Linked DNA regions of Homo sapiens: region 1 is linked to region 2. A link is an interaction called in ENCODE POLR2A ChIA-PET data of the cell type or tissue named here. Cell type or tissue: CD4-positive, alpha-beta T cell. All regions are shown on one strand. Each heading gives the region's core, and the rest is flanking DNA. Links, peaks and the distances in the headings are about the cores only. Region 1 overlaps CACNB4 (calcium voltage-gated channel auxiliary subunit beta 4). Region 2 overlaps CACNB4 (calcium voltage-gated channel auxiliary subunit beta 4).

Region 1 (11,553 bases), core at 2,339-10,338, 190 kb after region 2:
TAGATTTAAAAAAACAGACAATATGCATTAGTTTTAATGAGATTCTCCCCTCCATGCTAGAAAATATGTATTTTATAGTCATTAAGGAAGACTTACCCAGTGTCTTTATATATCTTCCCTCCAAAAAGAATTGAAAAGAAATAAATGGAATATGCTTCATTTCCTCCAGGTAGGACCCGGAGAGCACTGTATCTTCTGTAAAAAGTAGGGTGACCCACCATTTGCTCAGAATTTTCAAGGTTTAGCAGTGATAGTCTCATGTCTCCTGAAACACTGAGATCCCCAGCAACCACAATCATTGGTCACCTTAATTCAGGTGGCTTCCCTAGTAAAGAGCATTACTTCTTACTCTGTAAATGGAGTACCAAACAGATGGTTAAATACTTTTTTTTAAAGACCTTGCAAGTATTCATTTCCATTTTATTCAGTTTCAGTCTTTCTTCCCCTTTCTTTCTTCTCTGCCATTTTAGCTTTCATACCCACTAAATGAGCTAGAGGCATGTTTTTCACTCTTCGTTATTTACAATGCTTTTCTTTTTAATTTTCTTGAAGGAGCTTATCCAGAAAGGGGGCCTAATGTGCCTGATTTTTTTGATGGTTTGTTTTGATTCCCCTATTCACTACTTATTTACTTTGGCAGCCACACCATTCTGTCTACCTCAGCTGAAGAGAATATCCCATCATACAAGGGCAAAGGTGTTCCCTGTGGCCATGCTTTGAAAACAGCTCAGCGTTGCCCTTCTCTTGGGCTGCACCAAGGGCATGGTATCACCGAGTGGGTAACTGTTCGCTGCCCGGGACTTCTGCTGATTAGGAGCTCTCTGCATCCATAGCCCATGCTGCAGGCCACATATTGCATAGTAAGGAGCTGACTACACTTGAACCTTTAAATTTATGAAAAATTGGCATAGCTGGTTTGCATAATTCATTGGGTTGCTTCTTTTTGCATTTCTTGTATGATTTTTAAAAATTGTTTTCCCTGATACTGAGTTTCTATCACTCTGATCTACTCAGCTGTGTTATTTCCTAAACAGCTAAAGAGAAAAATTGTCACAGATATACAGGCTGTGAAATTCTTCCTAGATGAAAATAAGCCACATATGTCAGTATTCATTCAGAAGCAGAAATTTGCTTTTCTCTGTGTTTTTTGAAAGCCTAAAAGCAGTTTCAAGTCATCTTCCAACCTGTATCTGTCTTTTAGCAGTGCAAAAGCAGTTTCCTAGAAATGACTGAGGCTTATACCATGTGCTGATATATACAAATTCTATCCATTCATTGGCAAAGAGAAGTGCTTTATTAAACTTATGGCAATTAAATGTGCCACTAATTATGTCTACAACCGTGACAATGTAACAAGTAGAACGGCCAAGTAGATATAAACCTCATTCAAATAACATTCTGCCATAGGTGCTGCTTACCCTCCTTGGGCTTTGCAATCCTGGCTGTGAATGTCAGGACCCATCCGGCCTAGGTATCCTTGGAAGGTTTTTCAGTTTGGCACTTTAAGAAACAGCAAGAAAATGATTTGTTGAGACTAATCAAACCCATATTATAGAATGAGACCCATGTAATCAAATTTTATGGTTCACATAAATAAAATGATATAAACAACCAACTCCAAGTCACATAAAATGTAGAACTTGCAGCACACTTTAGCCTGGAATGGCGGAAAGACTGGTCCTTTGTTCTGGTGCTGCCTCGTTTCCTCTTTCTTCCTCCTGTGCCATCTGAGTCTGTGGATGTCCTTTGGGGTGTAGCTGTCCTTGTCTCACTCAAGTCAGCACCTCGATGCCTCTATTTATGTCAAAGCATCATGGACAGTTCTGAGATTCTATATTTGTAACTGTTGAACTTTTACATGAGTTGGGGAGGGGCTTTTGATTGCAAGAGACAAGGAATTCCCTTGGGTTACTTTAGTGGAAAAGGGGATTTATTGTAAGCATATATGTTGACAGAAACTCTAGGCAGTAGCTGCTTTCCTTGGCACTCATGGCCATATGATCTCTTTCTTCCATTGTGCCTCTGCTTCTCTTTTTTTTTGTTTTATTTTCGTCCCTCTACAGATAACATTCTTTGGCTTACTCGTAACTTCCCCTTCCTTGTAAGTTCAGTTTTCACACATCTCTCCAAGCCTCCTTCCAAATCCAGAACTTTATGCTGCAGCTTCAAACGTTAACTGGCTCAGTCTCTTTATTTTTCTGAATTAAAGTCCCAGTGTGACATAGATTATTATGGATTTTAATACTTATCTCTCCCACCACACTTTATGCTTCTTGAGCATAAGATGTCTGTTTTCCTTGCCACTGTATACCCACAGTGCCTAGAAGAAAATAGGGACTGAGTATTTTATGAATGAATAAAATATGCAAAATAATCTGAAATCTACTAATAACTGTTCTTGGTTGGGGGGAATTTTCTACATGAGTTGAACTGGCTAAGTCTTCTCAAACATGAGTCCATTTGGACTGAAGTCATCTTATTCTTTTCCTAGTCTTGTTCCAAGAACCCCAAATGGCTTTCCAATTTAAGGCCAAAATTTTCCATAAAAATTGATGTGATGAAACATTTAAATAGTAAATGTTGGGAGAGAGATTGTTTCCATGGTGACTTCTGCTTCAGGAGTCCTTGTTCTAAGCACAGAAGAGAATGACTGAACTGAGACACCACTAACTTCACATCATCCAGTTGCCATTAACCTAATTTCAGCCAGCTTTATCAGTGCCGATGGCAGTGACCCTGTCTTTGATTCATTCCTGGGAGGTTCTTATTTTGGTAAAATGAGTTCATAAAAGCAGATGAAGGTGGTGGGAAAGGTCAATCCTACTATTGAAAGTTGAGATGTGAGCCGGGTGTGGTGACTCACGTCTGTAATCCCAGCACTTTGGGAGGCCGAGGCAGGAGGATCGCTGGAGCCCAGGAGTTTGAGACCAGCCTGGGCAACATGGTGAGATCTCATCTCTACAAAAAGTTAAAAAAGTTAGCCAGGCACAGTGGTGCATGCCTGTGGTCCCAGCTACTCAGGAAGCCGAGGTGGGAGGATCGCTAGAGCCCAGGTGTTCCAGGCTGCAGTGAGTTGTGTTTGCTCCAGTGCACCCTGGCCTGGGCCACAGAGCAACACTGTCTCAAAGAAAAAGAAAGAAAGAAAGAAAGTTGAGATGTGCTAACACTTACCTGTGGAATGACTTTTCTCTTTGTGTGGTGCCAAAGTTTTCTGGTTTCCCTCTGAAGAGTATATGTCTGGGGTATATCCTGTCTGTGTTCCCAGCCACACTGCAATGACAGGGGGGCCACCCTGCTCCTCTGGAACAGAACAACTTCCTGAGTACAGACCAGATGTTGAACAATGGCCTTACTGTCCGAAACGTGGACAGCAGATACTTCTTTTGTGACCCCCTGCTTTCCCTAACTAAACACCCCTTGTTCTTTTTTAACCATTTCACAAAATGATCTTGTGGTAGCAGAAACCACTGCCATGTGGTTTTCTGTTATTAATCCTAAACTTTCTTTCCTTATTGTTTTATCATAAAACAGATAATGTTATTTTCACAAGCATTCTGAAAATTACCTAAGTAAATGTTATTCCCTTCAACATAGTTACCTTAGGAGAAAAAATGTTTATTCCATTGATGTGGTCATTGCCCAAAACATGTCTAGAACTCCCTTCTCAGTGCCACAAACTTGCTTCTCTCATATTCCAAAGTGTGTAGAGTGCAGCTCTATAGGAATACATGGCTAAAGATGTGAATACACGTGGGTTTTTGTCATATTTTACCTGTAACACATTTACACTTACTTCATCTTTTTCTTTCTAAATAATGAAAAATCCGGCTGGGCGCTGTGGCTCATGCCTGTAATCCCAGCACTTTGGGAGCCAAGGCAGGTGGATCACTAGGTCAAGAGTTCAAGACCAGCCTGGCCAAGATGGTGAAACCCCATCTCTTCTAAAAAAAATACAAAAAAATTAGCTGGACGCAGTGGCAGGCGCCTGTAATCCCAGCTACTTGGGAGGCTGAGGCAGGAGAATTGCTTGAACTCAGTGGACAGAGGTTGCATTGAGCCGAGATCGTGCCATTGCATTTCAGCCTGGGCAACAGAATGAGACTCCGTCTTAAAAAAAAAAAAAAAAAAAAAAAAAAAAGATCCAAATATTGAATGAACACTTTCATTTTTATATTAATGTCTACATTCGTTCATGGATAACTGTGTAACTCTTCACTTGACCCTAACTTTAGAAACTGCCCATATAGCACCTCAAATTTGATTTTAGCTAATAGCTATTAAAAATGCTATTATCTGTGTTAAGTGGAATTTTAGGTTTCATTGCCTAAAACCTAAAATGGAAGTAAAGTGGATTTTCTTGTCATCTACAGGAAATGTTTGATGTTATATTGGATGAAAATCAGCTTGAGGATGCATGTGAACATCTAGGGGAGTACCTGGAGGCGTACTGGCGTGCCACCCACACAACCAGTAGCACACCCATGACCCCGCTGCTGGGAAGGAATTTGGGCTCCACGGCACTCTCACCATATCCCACAGCAATTTCTGGGTTACAGGTATTGTCACTTTTTCACTCATGCTTTTTACAACCTTACATGTAAAATTCTATGGGAACTTGATTAGGATGGAGACTGGAGTCATCCTTAATCTGAAGAGGGAACACTATGTGCACATTATATTTAAAAATCTTAAATATTATCTAATTATGATCTATCCTAGAGAAAACTACCCAGAGACTGACAATTTCCTGAGAATTATGCTGTCTGTGAATTTACAGTGGATTTTACTTAGGTAAATTAACTCCTCCTATGTCTAAACTCTGCTGGCAAACGTAATGCCTACTCAATGCACCTGCCCATTACTTTTTTTTAGAGACATAGTCTCACTCTGTTGTTCAGGCTGGAATGCAGTGATATGATCATAGCTCACTACAGCCTCAAATTCCTGGACTCATGGGCTTATGCAGTCCTGCTGCCTCAGCCTCCCAAATAGCTGGGACTACAGGCACATACCACACACATGGATAATTAAAAAAAAAAAATTGTAGAGACAGTGTCAGTGTCTCACTTTGTTGCCCAGGATGATCTCAAACTCCTGGCTTCAAGCAATCTTCCTGCCTTGGCCTCCCAAAATGTTGAAATTACCATCATGAGCCACCACTCCTGGCCCCTCCATTACTTCTTAATGCCACTTCTTAAGGATTACACAATAGCTAAGTAAGATATATAGGTGCAGATAGGCCTTTCAGCTGCCCTTAATTAATCCTGCCGCACCCAGGTTGCTAGGCCTGCTCTCTACCTTGCACAAGACAATGTGGATATAAGTAGAGCTGCTCTGTTCAGAAACAGTAACTGATCCCTGAGTTTTCTTGGGGCTGTGCAGGTGCCCACCTTTGTAAGTGGCTGTGGCACGTGTCCTTTAGGGAAGCTGGTGACGAACACAGGATCAAGAGGTTCTCCCTTCTGCTGTTCTGGTATTGCACTCAGAGGTAGAGATAGGGAACCAGAGACCTTATGGTACAAAATGAGCCTGCCTTTCTACATCAATTATTATTTACCATTCATCAAGTAGCTGCTGGAATGTGGCCAAACCCGCAGCAAACTGAGGAACATGTAGTCAATTGAGCCCTCTTGTATCATGATGAGTTTTGTTTTAATGGATTATAATGATAGTCTTAATTGTCGATCATACAGAGTTAACTCTGAGATAAATGGCACTCTCTGAAATGCTATTATAGCTGTATTACTCTGTTACAAAATTGCATCTTTGTAAGCAGAAAAACTGTCATGCAAATGAATAGCTTTTGAAACTAGAAATGAACATGAAAAATGTACTGTGGTAATGTACAGCACATACGCATGCATTAGGACTATTTCATGCCTTGTTTCACTTCCCATGGGCTGATCTGAGTGTACATTACTATTGACTAGTGTGGATTGGCTCTGAATTGTACATTACAGAATGAGAAATAGATGCATGAAGCAATACACTTCTGTAATGTACGTAGAAATGCAATGTTGCACTTTTATATTGAATACAACAATCTTGACTCATCACTGCTAAGACATCCACCTAGAGTGGTTCTCCCTGTTTCACTAATGAGTTAATGTGTTGCCCTTTATTCTGTGGCCTATTTCTTCTCCCAGTAACAATTGACACTTCATTGTGAGGCACCTGAGGTTAAAGGCACAGTCTGTGACCTGTCAAATGAATTTCCTTCTGCCTGAATCTGAGTGTACTTTAGATGAGATGTGTCTGGGCCCATGGTTTCAGCAGGATCCTGTGCCTTAACTGATGTGACCTACCTAAACCAGTAGACACAAGTAGATAAATGTTTTCTCATAGTGGAGAAAAATGTTGAATAACATTTTCTGAGCCTTCAAATAAGTATCTTAAGATGCTAATTTCAATTAATGGTATTAGAGGAATTTCGTTTATATTGGAAGATTATTTTGCAGGACATTTTAGTTGAGGAAGCAAGATTTATAAATGTATCAATTAGCTGGCTTCATAATTATTGTATACACCCTTGGAAAGATTATTACATTTATGTAGGATGCAGAAACACTTTATTTTATGAACAGCACAAATAATAATTTTATTAAAATGTTTTTAAAAGGTATAAGGAATATTCAGTTAGATCAAGGTGAGGTGTGTTACTTTAGAAGGAGAAAGATTATATCAATTCAAGAGAGAAATAATAAATGCTATTCTGAACTTTATTTCCCAATAGTAAAATAATTTTCATTTTTGCAATAGAAATGGAATTATTAGAACTTCCTAAATATATTAAGTTCCATTTAACAGTTAGCTTTCAATTCTACATTTGTAATAGGAAGCATAGTCATTCAGCACTGTGGAATTAAACTCATAAACTATCAACACTCTGGCATCTTTTCATGTTGTGTCCCAAATAAATAAGACCAGATATTCTAAGCAGATCATTGGTGCATCAGGATGCCTTATTAAGTCAGATATTTAGCATCTTATTGTACAGATCCTATGATTTTACATACATTTACATGTTTAGATGAATGAAGCTGACATTATTTAATCAATGAACTATCTGATATTTTTAGAGTCAGCGAATGAGGCACAGCAACCACTCCACAGAGAACTCTCCAATTGAAAGACGAAGTCTAATGACCTCTGATGAAAATTATCACAATGAAAGGGCTCGGAAGAGTAGGAACCGCTTGTCTTCCAGTTCTCAGCATAGCCGAGATCATTACCCTCTTGTGGAAGAAGATTACCCTGACTCATACCAGGACACTTACAAACCCCATAGGAACCGAGGATCACCTGGGGGATATAGCCATGACTCCCGACATAGGCTTTGAGTCTAATGAAACAAAAAATATTCATCTGTTGACAATTTGCCATAGCAGTGCTAGGATAAACCAATCATCTTAACTTGGCTAACATAGCACAGTATTTACTGTGCTAATGGGCTGCTGTCATTTTATGCTAAGTAAGGGGCAAAAAAAAAAATTACATTATGCCCTTGAGTCTAGATGGATATTAGATGCCCGATCATATAGATATTTTTAAGTGCAACATTTACATGATAACAGTACATTTTGTTTTCTTCATAGATTTAGACACATCAATTTGTAATTTAGGGTACTTACAAGGCACATATAAAATAATTTCCCATGCTGGAAATTCCAAATGACCAGTTCCAGTTGGAACCAATTTATAAACCAATTCCTGTTGGAATTTGGGTGAATTGACTAGAAAGTCTACTTGAGCATGTTGTAATCAACTGAAAAATCTGGGGGGAAAAAAAAAAAACTAATAAGAAAATCGAAATACCAATAGAAGCCAAATCCAGCTTTGGTATTTATTTGCTGGAAGCTAAATTTACACTTAAAGTTGGAGTGTATAAACATTTTAATATATGTTAATGTTGCCAGAATGACTTTTCAGACTTACCAAATGTATTGATAGTGCCAAAAAAAAAATCTCAGAAATCTTAATGCAGAAATTATATAGTCTCCTCAGATTTTAATATTTTTATTTCTTTCCTGGCACAGCTGTTGTATTCAAAGTGTTTTGCTTTTTGTTTGGTCAGTACTGTTAGCTCATTTGAAGTTGGCAAAAACAAATACAAACAAGCAAAAAACCTCAAATTTTTTTCAGCAGTGAGAGAGAATAGTAAAGAGAGGCCCAAGCATAGCTGGTTATGTGAAATATAAAATGGGGTGTTGTTCTCCCTTTAATCAATCTGAGCACAACTACATACATCCAGGAATCTGAAGTCAGATAGTAAGGATGTGGTACCAATCCTCCCGAGTGCAATGCTAAACACTTCCAGGTGGGAATTCATCTATTTCACTTAACACAAACGCAGGGTCTGTATTTCCTGCCAACAAGATTGAGTATCTTTCCATTGCTTCTCTCAGTCTCTGTCTTTGAATATCTGAATGTTCTGGCCCTTCAACAAATTCTTTAAATCATGCTAAGGAATTTCGTTTTATGTGGACACACTCAACTTTGATATTCAGGAGATGTTTTTACAAAATGACTAATTGAAAAAAGTTGAAACAAATGATTTTAAAAGCTTGCAGTAAAAAATAAACTCATAGATTCAGCAAATATTTGTTGACTAAAATTATAGCATTTTTAATGCAGAAAATTATAAAGAATTTGGAGATTGAGCTGCCTTATTTCTAATGAACACTCCTCTTCATCTTATTAAGTCTTCACAGTTTTTCCAGTGGCTATAATTATGGAATTGGTGACCTATGTTTTATATTATCAAGGAAGCCTTAGATTCACTCTGATCTAAGAAATTATTGAAATTGACCCTTTTTACACAAATGTCTTTAAAAAAAAAAACTTATTTCTAAATGTCCATAGTGCATGCATTTTCTAAAACCCCAATAAGTCCAGCCATAAAAGTTCTTTTCTGCTAGTACATGTCATGAAGCCTATTTTTGAAAATAATGATAATTAATTTTATAGTATCTTCTTTTCTCCCCAAGCCTTTCAGTATTCAGGCACTCAAAGCATGCACCAGTTCAGTAATCTTCTTGACCATGGAAATAAGTTCCACATTACTGATGAGTTATATATATATCTTGAACCCCATTACAACCTCACCACATCCCCCTGCATTTATGTTCAGTGTTTGTACCCCATTATGAACCTGTTTAGCTGATAATGAGGATACCTATAATTCTGTAAGTCATTTCAAATATTTGATACAATTAAAAAATATGGGCTTAGTAAATTTTAAAAGTTAACATGTGATACTGGCTTGTGAGATTCTTCTGTCATCTAGTGAAGCTTATAAAACTTTCAGTTAAGACATTTTAAAAGAGTTATATCCATTAGGCACTTTAATAAACATATAACCTGCCATTACTGAATACTTTGTTAGAACACAGAAGAGCATCTTCCAGCAAACAAAAATATATTTATTACATGTACAGCACATACTTGCATGAGAAAGAAAACATTAGCCAAAACATTTTTCTATATGCTTTACTGGTTTCTTGTTTATGCGCATTAAAGTATTTAATTGCAAAGAGTGCACCAAGGTGTACAAATTTAGACTAGACAGCTGTTCAGCTTTTTCTGTAGTAGCATTAGCAGTTTGGTCATTTAACTACTTTAAGATACTTACATTTTATGGCAGGTAGCTGTAACAGCATTTAAATATATTTCCTAGTCATCAAGATTACCATCTTCTTTCAACTTTTTAAAAGTCACTTGTTTTTAAAGGTTTTTCAAAGCCTTGTTTTTAGTCTTCCATGTCATGCCGATAAAGAGAGTCTCATTCAATATCTGTGCACAAAACCAATCTATCAATTACCATCAGATGTCCATACCTGTTTTGCTTTGCATTCTTATTCAAAAGCTGACAATCTTGGAAAGGGTATAATGTATATTTTATTGATGGATATATTTAAATGTTTACTTTAATTTGGAATATTCTTTCCCCTTCTTTCTGTAATAAGTTTATCTTCCTCAAATAAGGGGATATACATCTTATTTTTTTTAAAGACTTAAGAGTTTATTGTGTAAATGATACTTAAAATCTAGATATATACTAAATGAAAAGTTTTATTTTTGCCAAGCACACCAAGCACCTTTGAAAAATACATACTCCATACTTTGTTTTTAATTAATTTCATTTAAAGATAGCAAATGATTATAAGCAAGAGAAACAAGTCTTTTACTGTTTTGAGGCTGTTTTAACTTACAGTATAAGCCACATACTAGAATTCTGTAATTTCAGTCACAGACATATAATAATGTGGACTCATGTGACAATGTGGAAATGTAGTTCTGGAAAAAAACGAATGCAATTTGTCAATCCTGATGTTAATTCTCAAGGGTATAATGTCACTCTAATATTATAACCAACAACATTATCTTGTTTAATATTTAAAGCAACACTTAGAAATGTTTATAAATGATGATTCTCTCTTATCTTTATACAGTTCTATTGGAGAGAAGGTTGAAATTGTTCACAATTTAGATGATGGTCTTTCCTAATAAGAGTCTTAATTTTGTGACTATATAAGTCATTGCAGTTAGTCTTTAATGAAATGAATTTTATTAATGTAAAACAAATTCTGAGACAATTATTTGTTTCCTTTAAATAATCTGCTATTTAATTATTATTGTCGTTGTTTGCAAAATGTATTTTTGGAATGTTAACCTCTTTTCATACCTGCATACTTGAACTTGTCTTTTGTGTGGGGGCCTTAAAATTCATAATAGGAAGTGGAGGCAGTGAAAGGAAGTAAGAAAAGGAAATTATGCTAAAAGATGGTTTGCAAATTTAAATTCTTTAAATGAACATATCACAAAATGTTGTTAAGACCCAGGATGTCCGTTAAGAATGTGTCTTGGCAACCTTAATTTGCATGTTAGTATATATTTTCTTAGTTACACAGTTTTATTTTGGTATTTGCTTAAAAAATGTAATACCATTGTAGAAATTACCCTATGTACTGATATATTTACTACCTCTTCTCTAGAGAAGACAATCTGTCTTTAAAGGGAAAAACACTGGTCAATAAGTAGTGATCAAAATTATCACTATTCTGGCTAACCTTGCTGCAAAGCTAAATACATAGATTATTAAAATATGCCTTCCCTTTAGATTTTAAACTGTTTCCAAAATGCTGTTTGGCACCCTTTCATTTCTTCCACGTTAGTGAAGTTTTCTTTGAATTGGTTCACAGTTTATCATGAGGCAAGGTTAATTTAACAAATAAGTCATCATAGGGAACAAAACAAACTGCAAGGGAATTGCCTTTGTGTGCAACTTGTTATAATATCTAGTTCTAAGTCTAAAGGAGTAAAAGTCCAAAGACTTTATGTTTAAGAGCAGCTGGTTTGCAAATTCACATTTTGTTGGTCCTTGACTTCCACAGAGCATGACTTAGCCATTTACTGGGTAAGGATATGCATAATCTTGGACTCCCATGTAATTGGAATAAACTTCATATCAATGTTTCAAATAAATGCTATGTACCCCTTATTCCTTTTACATTTCTGCCTTTGTCTTTTATGACAATGTTGCATGTTGTGTTT
Region 2 (11,553 bases), core at 2,441-10,440:
GGAGTTTGCTGTCCCCTGATGGAGCCTTCGTTCAAGCAAGCCACGGGCTGTGAGGCTTTCACCCTTGGCTTGGCAAGACTGTCAGCACGGTGCTTCCCTTTTAGAGAGCCTAATGCCAACAGAAAGGGCAGTTTTCTAGTAATGGAGGAAAATATCAGTTTTCAAAAATATGGATAATTTTTAAAACCTCCTCTTTTTCCTGTTGCCTAGTTCTCTACCATTAACTCCAGGTCTCTCTTCAGGGTCTAGCAGAGACCCTGCTGACTGTCCTCTCACTCCTTAGAGGCCATCAGGACTCTGAAATCCGAGGATTAATGGCGGCCGGGAGGGGCTGATGGGCAGGGGAGAAAGCCTAGGATTAAGGATGAGGAGACCTGAGCTCCATCTGTGGATCCTCCTCTGCCTGGTCCCAGGCCTTTGAGCAAGCCCCTGGCTGTGTCTGACCTGCCTTCCTCCCTCAGGTTGTGCTGCAGAGGGGCCACAGTACAGATAACACAGCACCCGTCAACAGTGGGATATTAGGAGGAGAAGAAGTCTCCGCTCACCTGCGTGTGCTCTCTCATCCTCAGAGTCCCATGTTTCCAGTTTCTGGAAGGTCCTCCTACCAGCCTGAACTACATGCATTGTATAACACGTAACTGCAATTTAAATCTTGATTTACCCTCAGAGTCTTATTCGGTCATTAAGTCATCATCATAATATCTTGTACCTGTTACTTGTTCAGATTTAATAATTTGTGAAGTGTCCTTTGTGGGGTGACCAACAGTCCTGGGGACTGAGGGGTTTCCCAGGATGTACAATATTAGGTGCTAAAACTGAAAGAGTTCTGGGCACATCAGGATGATGGTCATTCTTCTCTTGGTTCCTCTTTTTCTTTCTGGAAGGAAGTTTCTCTGTAAATTGTTATTTCTTCATCTGTAAAATATCTTGCTAGTCCCGTGGCAATACCGCCTGTCTACCCCAAGTACCCTTTCTCCTGGACTGCTTGTATCCACTTCCCTGTTACTGCTGTGTTTTCTGCCCAGGGCTGAGGCTGTGCAGTGAATGAATCATCTTTCCCCAACCTTGCTTGACATCAGTATCAATTTTAGAAGGTGAGAGTGCCACATTTTCTTAATCCAGTCTATCATTGATGGACATTTGGGTTGGTTCCAACTGGATTAAGAAAATGTGGCACATATACACCATGGAATACTATGCAGCCATAAAAAAGGATGAGTTCACGTCCTTTGTAGGGACATGGAGGCAGCTGGAAACCATCATTCTCAGCAAACTATTGCAGGGACAGAAAACCAAACACTGCATGTTCTCACTCATAGGTGGGAATTGAACAATGAGAACACTTGGACACAGGAAGGGGAACATCACACACTGGGGCCTGTCAAGTGGGGAGGGATAGCATTAGGAGATATACCTAATGTAAATGACAAGTTAATGGGTGCAGCACACCAACATGGCACATGTATACATATGTAACAAACCTGCACGTTGTGCACATGTACCCTAGAACTTAAAGTATAAGAAAAATAAATAAATACATAAAATTCTTTTCAATAACAATGGAAACAAAATTTTCTAAAATTATGAGATCATATCTGTAAAAATTAATGATGATCTTGTGTAAAATTTCATCTATACATAGTGAATTATACTATTAATATTGATGAAAAAATGTAAACATAAATCTAGTGTCTTATAAGCATGAAAAATGTCCAAGTATTTTCAATGTTGTGTTTCTTTTGTCTTAACAAACATGTCCTACAGTGTTATTTGACTATGTGTGAATTTTATTTTTTCAAGACTGTGTTAATATAATCCTCAAACTATTTTAGAAGCAACTAAATAGTGAATAAAGTGAAGAGTAGAAATGTAATCAGAAAAAAAAAAGAAGGTAAGAGTGCTCACAATTGCCTCAAAAAGAAAATGAGGCTTCTTGAATTTGCACTTCAGCATTCTCTACTCAGTGCACCTGTTTGTGTAATTTGCTCTTTTCTTGTTATCATGATGCATGACTGTATTAGTCAGCTCAGGATGCCACAACAAAATACTGTAGACCAGGTGGCTTAAACAACAGGAATTTATTTCTCACAGTTCTAGAGGCTGGGAAGTCCGAGATCAAGGTGTTGGTAGATTTGGTGTCTGCCAAAGGCCAACGTTCTGGTTCATGGATGGTGCCTTCTTCTCACTGTGTCCTCAAATGGTAGAAGGGGCAAGGGGTCAATCCAGGGCTTCTTTCATTAAGGCACTAATCACTTTCATGAGGCTCTGCCCTCATGCCCTAAGCACCTCCTAAAGGCCCCACCTCCTAATACCATCACCGTGGGGGTTAGGATTTCAGTCTGTGAATTTTGAGGGGACACAAACATTCAGACCATAGCAGACCCTCTTCCTAATCTGCAGGTGGTTGTCTTCCTGCTGTGTCTTCATGTGGCAGAGAGAGCAAACTCTGGGCTCTTTCTTTTCTTTTCTTTTCTTTTCTTTTCTTTTTTTTTTTTTTTTTTGAGATCGAGTCTCGCTCTGTTGCCCAGGCTAGAGTGCAGTGGCGTGGTCTTGGCTCACTGCAACCTCTGCCTCCTGGGTTCAAGCAATTCTCCTGCCTCAACCTCCTGAGTAGCTGGGATTACAGGTGCACAACACCACACCTGGCTAATTTTTTGTATTTTTAGTAGAGACGGGGCTTCACCATGTTGGCCAGGCTGGTCTCGAACTCCTGACCTCGTGATCCGCCCACCTCAGCCTCCCAAAGTGCTGGGATTACAGGCGTGAGCCACCACGCCTAGCCCTGGGCTCTTTCTTTTCTTATAAGAACCCTAATCTCATCATGGGATTAGTGTCCTTATAAGACCCTCATGACCTCATCTAAATCTAATTACCTCCCAAATACATTCAAATACCATCATATTGGAGGTTAGGTCTTTAACATATGAATTTGTCAGGGGACACAGTTCAGTCCATAACATGCCTTTGTTTCCATGTCACCAACACACTCTATCTTCTTGGCCTTAATCCATTTCTTCTGGATGGAATGTCTTCCCAAGCTACTTGGATTTTTCTTCTTCAAAGCTACTCAGAAGTGCCATCCTTTATGAAGCTTTCTTGGACAAATACTTTCTTTAGTTTTCCATCCCTAGCACTTGTACACAACAAAAATAGCTGGAGCATTTGTATATATTTATCATGTTTTGGCTAATACCCACTTGTGTGAGCTCCTTGTTGCTTATTAGATTTTAAACACTGTATGCAAGGATCTGCTCCTCCTTTCCTTGTGACTCTCCCAAATCTCACTGCAAGCTGTTCACCACGTGGTTATAAATGAAATGTTTTTGACCAACAGATTGCTCATTTGGTCTCAGCCTTGGTCAGATTCCAAGGAAAACAAATTAAAATAATACTCCCTTCTTCTTTCGCAGAAAGACAAATTTAAATGATATGGTTATATATAATCATTGTGATAACATGATTACATGATTATATCATTATCTAGAAATCATATAGGTTAAGTATTGAAAGGTGCAGTTATGGAGAGATTTGTCCACAGGCTACAGTAGAACTAGTTAGGCTTGTGCTGTTACACACGAAGGTATCAGTGGGTGTCGGGAGAATTCATGTTGACTCATTCGGGGCACATGTAAATCTGGGCCCTGATGAAGTACTTGTTCATGTTCCACTTCCATATTTTAGGTAATTTAAATTTTGTAGTGCAGCTTTTCCCAGTTGTGTCCTTTGCTGGTCTGGAGATGGCAGTAATCATGAACAAATCCACAACCCTTTGGTTCAGTATCCATCATCTGAATTCCTGGGGTTCCCAGTCCTAAATTGTTGCTTTGAGTTTAGAGGGGATTGTAGGTCATGCCCTCTTTGCTCTTCCCTCATCCCCTCATTTGATTAGGTTTCTGCTCAGGCGATCCTTGTCTTGTGATTGCCCTTGTAGAAGGGAGCAGGTGTCAACCTCTGACCTAAAATTTAGTTGTGATATTGAGGCTGAGGGTGCCACCTGTGCACTAAGAAGGTATAAAAAGATCTGTTACTCACAAATCGAAGCTCTCTGAGGAGAGCTGGGCAGGCTCTCAGGCAGGTTAGAAAATGGCTTGAGAGCCTCAAGGGCAACTGGCTTTGGCTTTTTTTTTTTTTTTTTTTTTTTTGAGACGGAGTCTCACTCTGTCGCCCGGGCTGGAGTGCAGTGGCAACAATCTCGACTCACTGCAACCTCCGCCTCCCGGGTTCAAGCGATTCTCCTGCCTCAGCCTCCTGAGTAGCTGGAATTATAGGCGTGCGCCACCAAGCCCAGGTAATTTTTGTATTTTTAGTAGAGACTGGGTTTCACCGTGTGGGTCAGGCTGGTCTCGATCTCCTGACCTCGTGATCCGCCCGCCTCGGCTTTGGCTTTTATGGTGGTCAGTGGTTTGGGCTGGGGCCAAAGCTTGTGTGGTTTGAGCTTCCCACTGGAGCCAAAGAGGTAGCACATGGCTTTCCTGTCACTTCCCTTGGTGTGAGTCAGGAGGGGAGGTGGCAGGGGAGGAGCTTGAAAACTCAGGGAGGCTTTCCTGACCATAACTTGTGAATACCTGATTTTATATTTAAAATCTATCTAATTACAGTTTCTTCTGCTAGATTGTAAGCTCTTTGATTTGTTCAGCATCCAATTTCCACAGCTGAGAACTGCCCCAGGCAGTCAGAGGCTCTCAGTAGATATTTGCTGAAACAATACAAAGGAGATGAAGGAGTGGCCAGAAAAATGGGAGGAGGTGCCTGAAAGCCAACAGAAGAAATGATTCTAAGAAAGGAGGAATGTGGCTGGGAGCCCTGGCTCACGCCTGTAATCTCAACACTTTGGGAGGCTGAGGTGGGCGGACCACCTGAGGCCAGGAGTTTGAGACCAGCCTGGCCAACGTGGACCCTGTCTCTACTAAAAATACGAAAATTAGCCGGGCATGGTGGCATGTGCCTGTAATCCCAGCTACTGAGGAGGCTGGGGTAGAAGAATCGCTTGAACCCAGGAGGTGGAGGTTGCAGTGAGCTGAGATTACACCACTGCACTCCAGCCTGGGTGACAGAGTGAAACTCCGTATCAAAAAAAAAAAAGAAAGATAATTGTGTCAAATGCTGTCAATGGGTCAAGTTAGATGAGCCCAAGATTCCCCAATGGACTTAACAATATGGATACCATTGGTGACCTCAGTAAGACCAGTTTTGGTCTGGAGTAGTGAGCAGAAAAGCCTTATTGGAATGGGTTCAAGAGAGAATGGAAAGATTGAAGTTAGAGTCAGTTAATATGGACAATTCTTCTAGGTACTATAGCAGTAAAAGGGAGTGGAGGCCGAGTGCAGTGGCTCATGGCTGTAATCTCAGCACTTTGGGAGGCCGAGGCAGGCAGATCACCTGAGGTCAGGAGTTCGAGCCCGGCCAACATGGAGAAACCTCATCTCTGCTAAAAGTACAAAAATTAGCTGCGCGTGGTGGCATGCACCTGTATTCCCAGCTATTCAGGGGGCTGAGGCATGAGAATCGCTTGAGCCCAGGAGGCAGAGGTTGCAGTGAGCAGAGATGGCACCACTGCACTCCAGCCTGGGTGACAGAGCGAGAACCTGTCTCAAAGAAGAAGAAAAAAAAAAAAAGGGACTAGAGAAGTGGAGCCCAGAGAGGGTTTTTATTAATATGATAGCATGTTTATATGTTGACGCTGATGGAAACAGTCCAGTGGAAAGGAAGACGCTGAAGATTCAGGAGGGAAGGAGGAAAATTGCTGGGGCCCTGTCCTGGAGTAAGATCCAGTGCTCGAGTGGAAGGGCCGGTCTGTAAGGGATTTGGTCAGTTTGTTCACAACAACGAGAAAAGGCAGAGTGTGTGAACCCACTGCAGGTAAGAGGGGAGATGTGGTTCACTTCTGGTAGCTCCTAGGAAGCTCTGTGGACATTCATGCCAAGTGACTTGTGGTGGCCTCGGCCCTGCGCCTCCAGAGGTGTCGGCTGCATCAGCACCTGCAGGGGGCGCCCTGTGCACGTCCTGTTCTCACATCCTCTTTACTAAACACGGAGATAGATGGAGCAACCCTCCCGCTGCAAACACAGCTCTTCACAGCTCTGACGTTTTTCTACTATACTGCAAACACATCTGTAATCACATTTAAAAATAAATCCACACAAGAAAAATTCACTGTTTCTTGTATAACAAGTGTAACTGTGACTTCTGAGACAACGCTGAACATTTTCTGAAATCTTGTCAAAAACCACACGGGGGCACTATTCCTTTAAAATACACAGTACGGTATGTCCAATTTTGATGACTGAAACAGTGGCATCTTTGAAGTTCAATTTCCTGAAGTTTATTTTCCTTTTAGAAGAGAGGCTGTTGTGTCACAATAACAAAATATTTTCTGTACTTCATAGATGATTTGAGATATTCCAAACTCCTAGATTTTTTATTTAATCTGGCCCCTGGGCAATCATTCTTTTAGTGTTACAGCCACTTCCTTTGCATTTAAGGCACAATGCATATTTGTCTTATTTCTGCTCTTTCTTATGCTTACAATAGAGGCTGTGAGCTAGCAGCGAGTCCAGTTTGTGCTCATATCTGGAATAAGGTTGTCTGAAGTAGACAGTTTGAGAGAAAATGTCGTTGTCTTTCTTGGTTCTCATTCCACCGTTCCCCAGCTCTCGCCTCTGAAGCTTGAGCTATTACACTTTTTATGACAGGAAAGAAAAAATTAAGTCTTTTGAACAATTTCCTGTTTTCAGGAAAGCTATCAAACTTAATTTACACATATGAAAGAAGAGGTTTCAGAGGTAGTGTAGGATTAGGAGAATAGAATTTGCTCACTGTCTAGCAATAGATAAGCTAGTATTTGCAAATAATTTAGCCAAAATGACAAATTAGTTGAAAGTTAATATCGGGCCTCAGATTTCTGGTTTTGCAAAATTTATTTATTATTTTTATTTTTTTGAGACAGAGTCTCACTCTGTTGCCCAGGCTGGAGTACAGTGGTGTGATCTTGGCTCACTGCAACCCCTGCCTCCCAGGTTCAAGTGATTCTCCTGCCTCAGCCTCCCGAGTACCTGGGATTACAGGCACGTGCCACCACGCCTGGCTAATTTTTGTATTTTTAGTAGAGATGGAGTGTCGCCATGTTGGCCAGGCTGGTCTTGAACTCCTGACCTCAGGTGATCTGCCCACCTTGGCTTCCCAAAGTGCTAGGATTACAGGCGTGAGCCACCACGCCTAGCCCTGGTTTTGCAATATTTAAATGTGTGATGCCCACCATATTGTTGCAAACAATGGCAAGTCCCTAAGGGTGTAGCAGCCTTCCATTGTGTAATGATTTGCTTGTGGGGAAATATACAATGATGCTGTGGATCCCTATCATAGTTGGTATGCTATGTTAGTAAGCAACTATTGGGGCAAGTATTTCTTACTGCTTTGTTTCACAATTCAAAGCCAAAGTAATACATAATCTTTTAGTGCCATTTTTTAGGGCTATCCAATAAGAAAATTACATTGTTGTCTATGCAAAGGCTTTATGGAAGCTACTTAAATATAAAAGAAACAGACAAACAGAAATGATCAAGAGTAGCCATTGTCAGCTAAATAATTACAAAATCAGTCTGCATATATTCATTTTTTAACCACTTTGTATTTTGCTCAATTTACCTTGAACTGGTAAACAATTAGTTCTTTTTTTGAGACAGCTCTGTTGCCCAGGCACAGAGGTACAGTGGCACGCATTCATAGCTCACTGCAACCTTAAACTCCTGGGCTTAGTTTGTCCTTCCATCTCAGCCTCCTGAGTAGCTAGGACTACAGGCACGTGACACCATACCTGGCTAATTTTTATTTGTATTTTTTGTAGAGACAGGTCTCATTATATTACCCAGGCTGGTCTTGACCTCCTGGCCTCAAGCAATCCTCCTCCTTCAGCCTCCCAAAGTGTTGGGCTTGCAGGCGTGAGCCACTGTGCCCAGCCAACACTGGTTCTTAAACTAAACATGTTAGGGTGCTCCTGATATTTTAAGCACTCCTACCACAATCCATTCATTGTGCTTCTTCATCTTAAATGTAAATTGTCACCATGGTAAACAGATATGTGCCTCCAGGACACAGTTCTAATTGATCTGTGCTTTTAGAGTTTCTTGTTTTGACTTTGTGATAACATAAATGTTTTCAATTCGTTGAGTTGTACGCCTAAGTTGTTGTTTTCACACATTGCTTCGGTGGAGGAAAGCTATTTAAAATGTAAGTCCAGAAATTCATATTAAATGCTATTACTGGCTGGGTGTGGTGGCTCACGCCTGTAATCCCAGCACTTTGGTAGGCTGAGGCAGGCGGATCACCTGAGATGAGGAGTTGGAGACCAGCCTGGCCAACATGGTGATACCCTGTCTCTACTTAAAATACAAAAATTAGCTGGGCGTGGTGGCAGGCGCCTGTAATCCCAGCTACTTGGGAGGCTGAGGCAGGAGAATTGCTTGAACCCGGGAGGCAGAGGTTGCAGTGAGCTGAGATCGCGCCATTGCATTCCAGCCGGGGGGACAAGAGTGAGACTTTGTCTGACCAAAAAAAAAAAGCACCTCTCACTTTTACGGTGGCCTTTATCCAGAGCGCATTCTCTTTGTCCAAACTTATTTCAGTTTTATTTTTCTTGGGCCTCCTTGATATGGTTTGGCTCTGTGTCCCCACCCAAATCTCATCTCGAATTGTAATCCCCATAATCCCCACGTGTTGAGGGCAGGGCCTGGTGGGAGGTGATTGGATCATGGGGGCAGTATCCCCCATGCTGTTCTCCTGATAGTGAGTTATCACGAGATCTGATGGTTTTATAAGGGGCTCTTACCCTTTCACTTGTTTGTGCTCGCTCATGCTCTCTCTCTTCCCCCTTCCTTTCTCTCACCCCCTCATGGACCCCCTGCACCTGTCACCATGTAAGACATGCCTCTTCCCCTTCTACCATGATTGTAAGTTTCCTGAGGTTTTCCCAGTCTTGCAGAACTGTGAGTCAATGACACCTCTTTTCTTTATAAATTACCCAGTCTTGGGTATGTCTTTGTAGCAGTGTGAAAACAGACTAATATGTTCCTTAACTTTTCCAAGTGTAAATATTGTCAAACAACCTCAAAACAACCCTAAATTCCTTTACCCTGATCATCTGGGTTTTAATGATTACAGTTTTGAGTCCTGTACATGATCAAGTAGGAGAGTTGTGGCAACAACATTGTAGGTGATGGGGGTGCTGTGGATCCCAGTAGAATATTATGCTTTCTATGATTCTTTGCTTTATGTTATTTCATTAAGGAAAAATCATACCAAGAGTCTAAGTGTAGGAGGTAAACATGCATATTGCATGGAGGACTGAAACAAATGTAGAGATTGCAGGTCATTAAAATAAAGCCCATGCTTTCGTATATGCAAATCAAGCATATTTTAAAAATAGAGATCTGTGACATGCTGGTATCTCTTTGAAAGGAATATTGCACTTCTTGTCCAACTTAAAACCAGGGAATTTTAGAAAAATTGTAGCAATAGGGATTATTCTTGATTACTGCTGATGTTTTTATATTGTGTTTGACTAAATTAGTTGCTTTTTGCAAAGCACTCTGAAGCACTTCGCTTTTATATCATTGGAGACATGGATTGTGTCCTTTGTGAAATAGTTATTGGTTTCACATTCCCTCCACCACTTCTCCTTGATGGCTACGGGCTGAGTATGATTCATCTCTGTCCTTCACTCATGGTATAATGAATGGTGAACAGTAAACAAACAGGGCTTATTTGTAGGAGTGAAATTAAGGGTAGCAGTTTGAGTGGTGTATATTTGGTTGAAGATGATGCAGAGGTGGTTGAAGGGGAGAGATGCAAGTAATAGGCAATAAGCCGATTGCCAAAGAGAGGAGGAGAGAGGTTCTTTGTTTCCCCAAGGCTTACTTGATGAGCTCATGTGCAGTCACTACAACTGTGAAGGAACTTATCTGTAAATGTGCTTTTTAATACAACTTTGGATGCTGGATCAAAATGACATGTTTAAAGATTAGACGCTTATACTTCTTGAATGTATATAGCCTTGACTTTAAATACCTATTCTAGTAGAGAAAATCTTTTCAAGAAGAAGATAAAACGTAAAAAGCCAATGTTCAGCAAGATAAAAGAATAAGCTGTATCCTTTCTTAAGAGTTAGATGTGAGAGTTGAATTAAGAAAGAAAAAAAGAAACATCAAATTACTTTTAGCTTTTCAGTTTTCTTCCTTTCATGTTTAAGATTCAGTGTCTAGTTCCTTGTGAGTTGTCTCCAATTCTGTGAAGTCTAAATCTAATGGTATTTTTATCCTTGATAAAGCATCATTGATTTACATACGTATGAGAAGGGGAAAAAGAGACATTGTTTTATTATTTAGAATGAATGTCAAATATTTATGCAAGTTTTGACAGTATTTTCAAAAGCAAAATATTTTCATATGAAGAGATTTTTCACCATGTTTTCACCAATAGTCTACTGAAATTTTGAGGCAAATCAAATGTTAAGAGATTATGGGTTGATGCAATGAATATGCCTGTTTTTATTGAGTCAAACTTTGGCTGCCAGAAGGGTAACATTACTCCTTATTTGAAGTTTTAACCCTTTGAGTATCTGACCTATAATTTTTTTAAATTTGAAATCATTCTAAAATGGATTATGTGTTTTTCTGCTTGCTTAAATATAAGGTAGAGAATATAGTTTGAAAAAAAATTGTTTTAATGTTTCAGAGTTATGTATTTATTTATTTTGAGATGGAGTCTTGCTGTGTCACCAGGCTGGAGCGCAGTGATGCAATCTCTGCTCACTGCAACCTCCGCCTCCCGGGTTCAAGCGATTCCCCTGCCTCGGCCTCCAGAATAGCTGGGACTACAGGCGCTCGCCACCACACCTGGTGTGGTGTATTTTAGTAGAAACGGGGTTTCACCACGTTGGCCAGGATGGTCTCAATCTCCTGACCTCGTGATCCACCCGCCTCAGCCTCCCAAAGTGCTGGGATTACAGGTGTGAACCACCGCACCCAGCTAGAGTTATTTTTTTCTTCAGTCTCTGTGCTAGTAGTTTCCGAGTTATTTTAAGCGTTGATTTTGGGGATAAGCCTTGAATGCAGGTGGAGGATATTAAATATTTACATTTATGTAAAGCACAATTTAGGTGCCCGAGGTTAGGTTTTTGCCTGCTTCCAGCAGTGTTTCAGACAAGGGAATGCCTTGTGCTTTCCTTTCCCCGGCTTCCTCCTCTGGGTGTGCTCTCAATTCTAACCCCGTTACCAGCATCGCCACCTGTTAATTATCACTGTTGGTTATGCTCTTCAACTTCAGTCTTTCCCTGTCCTCTGAGAACTTCTCCTTTGGCTTCATGGCACCAAAGTACATCCCATTCTGAAATCAAAAGAATAGTAAACACAAAAACCTACTAACTCCCCACAATTTCCTTCTCAAACTACTGCTGGATCTTTCTTTTCTTTCTTTATCATCAGACATCACAAAAGAGAAATCTTCTACCCATTTCCTTTATTTCCTCACGTCCAATTCACTTCTCAGACAGGAGCACCT

What was found. ChIA-PET counts read pairs that join two places held together with the same protein. Peaks named below come from ENCODE experiments on the same cell type or tissue, not always from the same donor. Only the 100,000 strongest peaks of a DNase experiment are listed, where the experiment ranks them.
Region 1: POLR2A ChIA-PET joins it to region 2 with 11 read pairs; 4 of 35 experiments call an interaction of 5 or more read pairs at or near these places.

The regions. Positions count from the first base shown.
Region 1 is chr2:151,834,906-151,846,458 of GRCh38, reverse strand. It overlaps CACNB4 (calcium voltage-gated channel auxiliary subunit beta 4), which reads left to right. Exons shown (of 14, transcript NM_000726.5): 13 at 4,371-4,556; 14 at 7,080-11,553. The coding sequence ends at 7,340. Among named protein-coding and RNA genes, the nearest start is that of ARL5A, 12 kb to the right of the region's middle. In CD4-positive, alpha-beta T cell, for the core only: no CTCF peak of the experiment used is centred there; a DNase peak (open chromatin) is centred at 5,968.
Region 2 is chr2:152,020,442-152,031,994 of GRCh38, reverse strand. All of the region lies in intron 2 of CACNB4 (calcium voltage-gated channel auxiliary subunit beta 4), which reads left to right. Among named protein-coding and RNA genes, the nearest start is that of CACNB4, 73 kb to the left of the region's middle. RefSeq lists an enhancer at 5,795-5,864. In CD4-positive, alpha-beta T cell, for the core only: CTCF peaks have their summits at 5,896 and 6,109; a DNase peak (open chromatin) is centred at 5,984; H3K4me3 peaks cover 371 bases.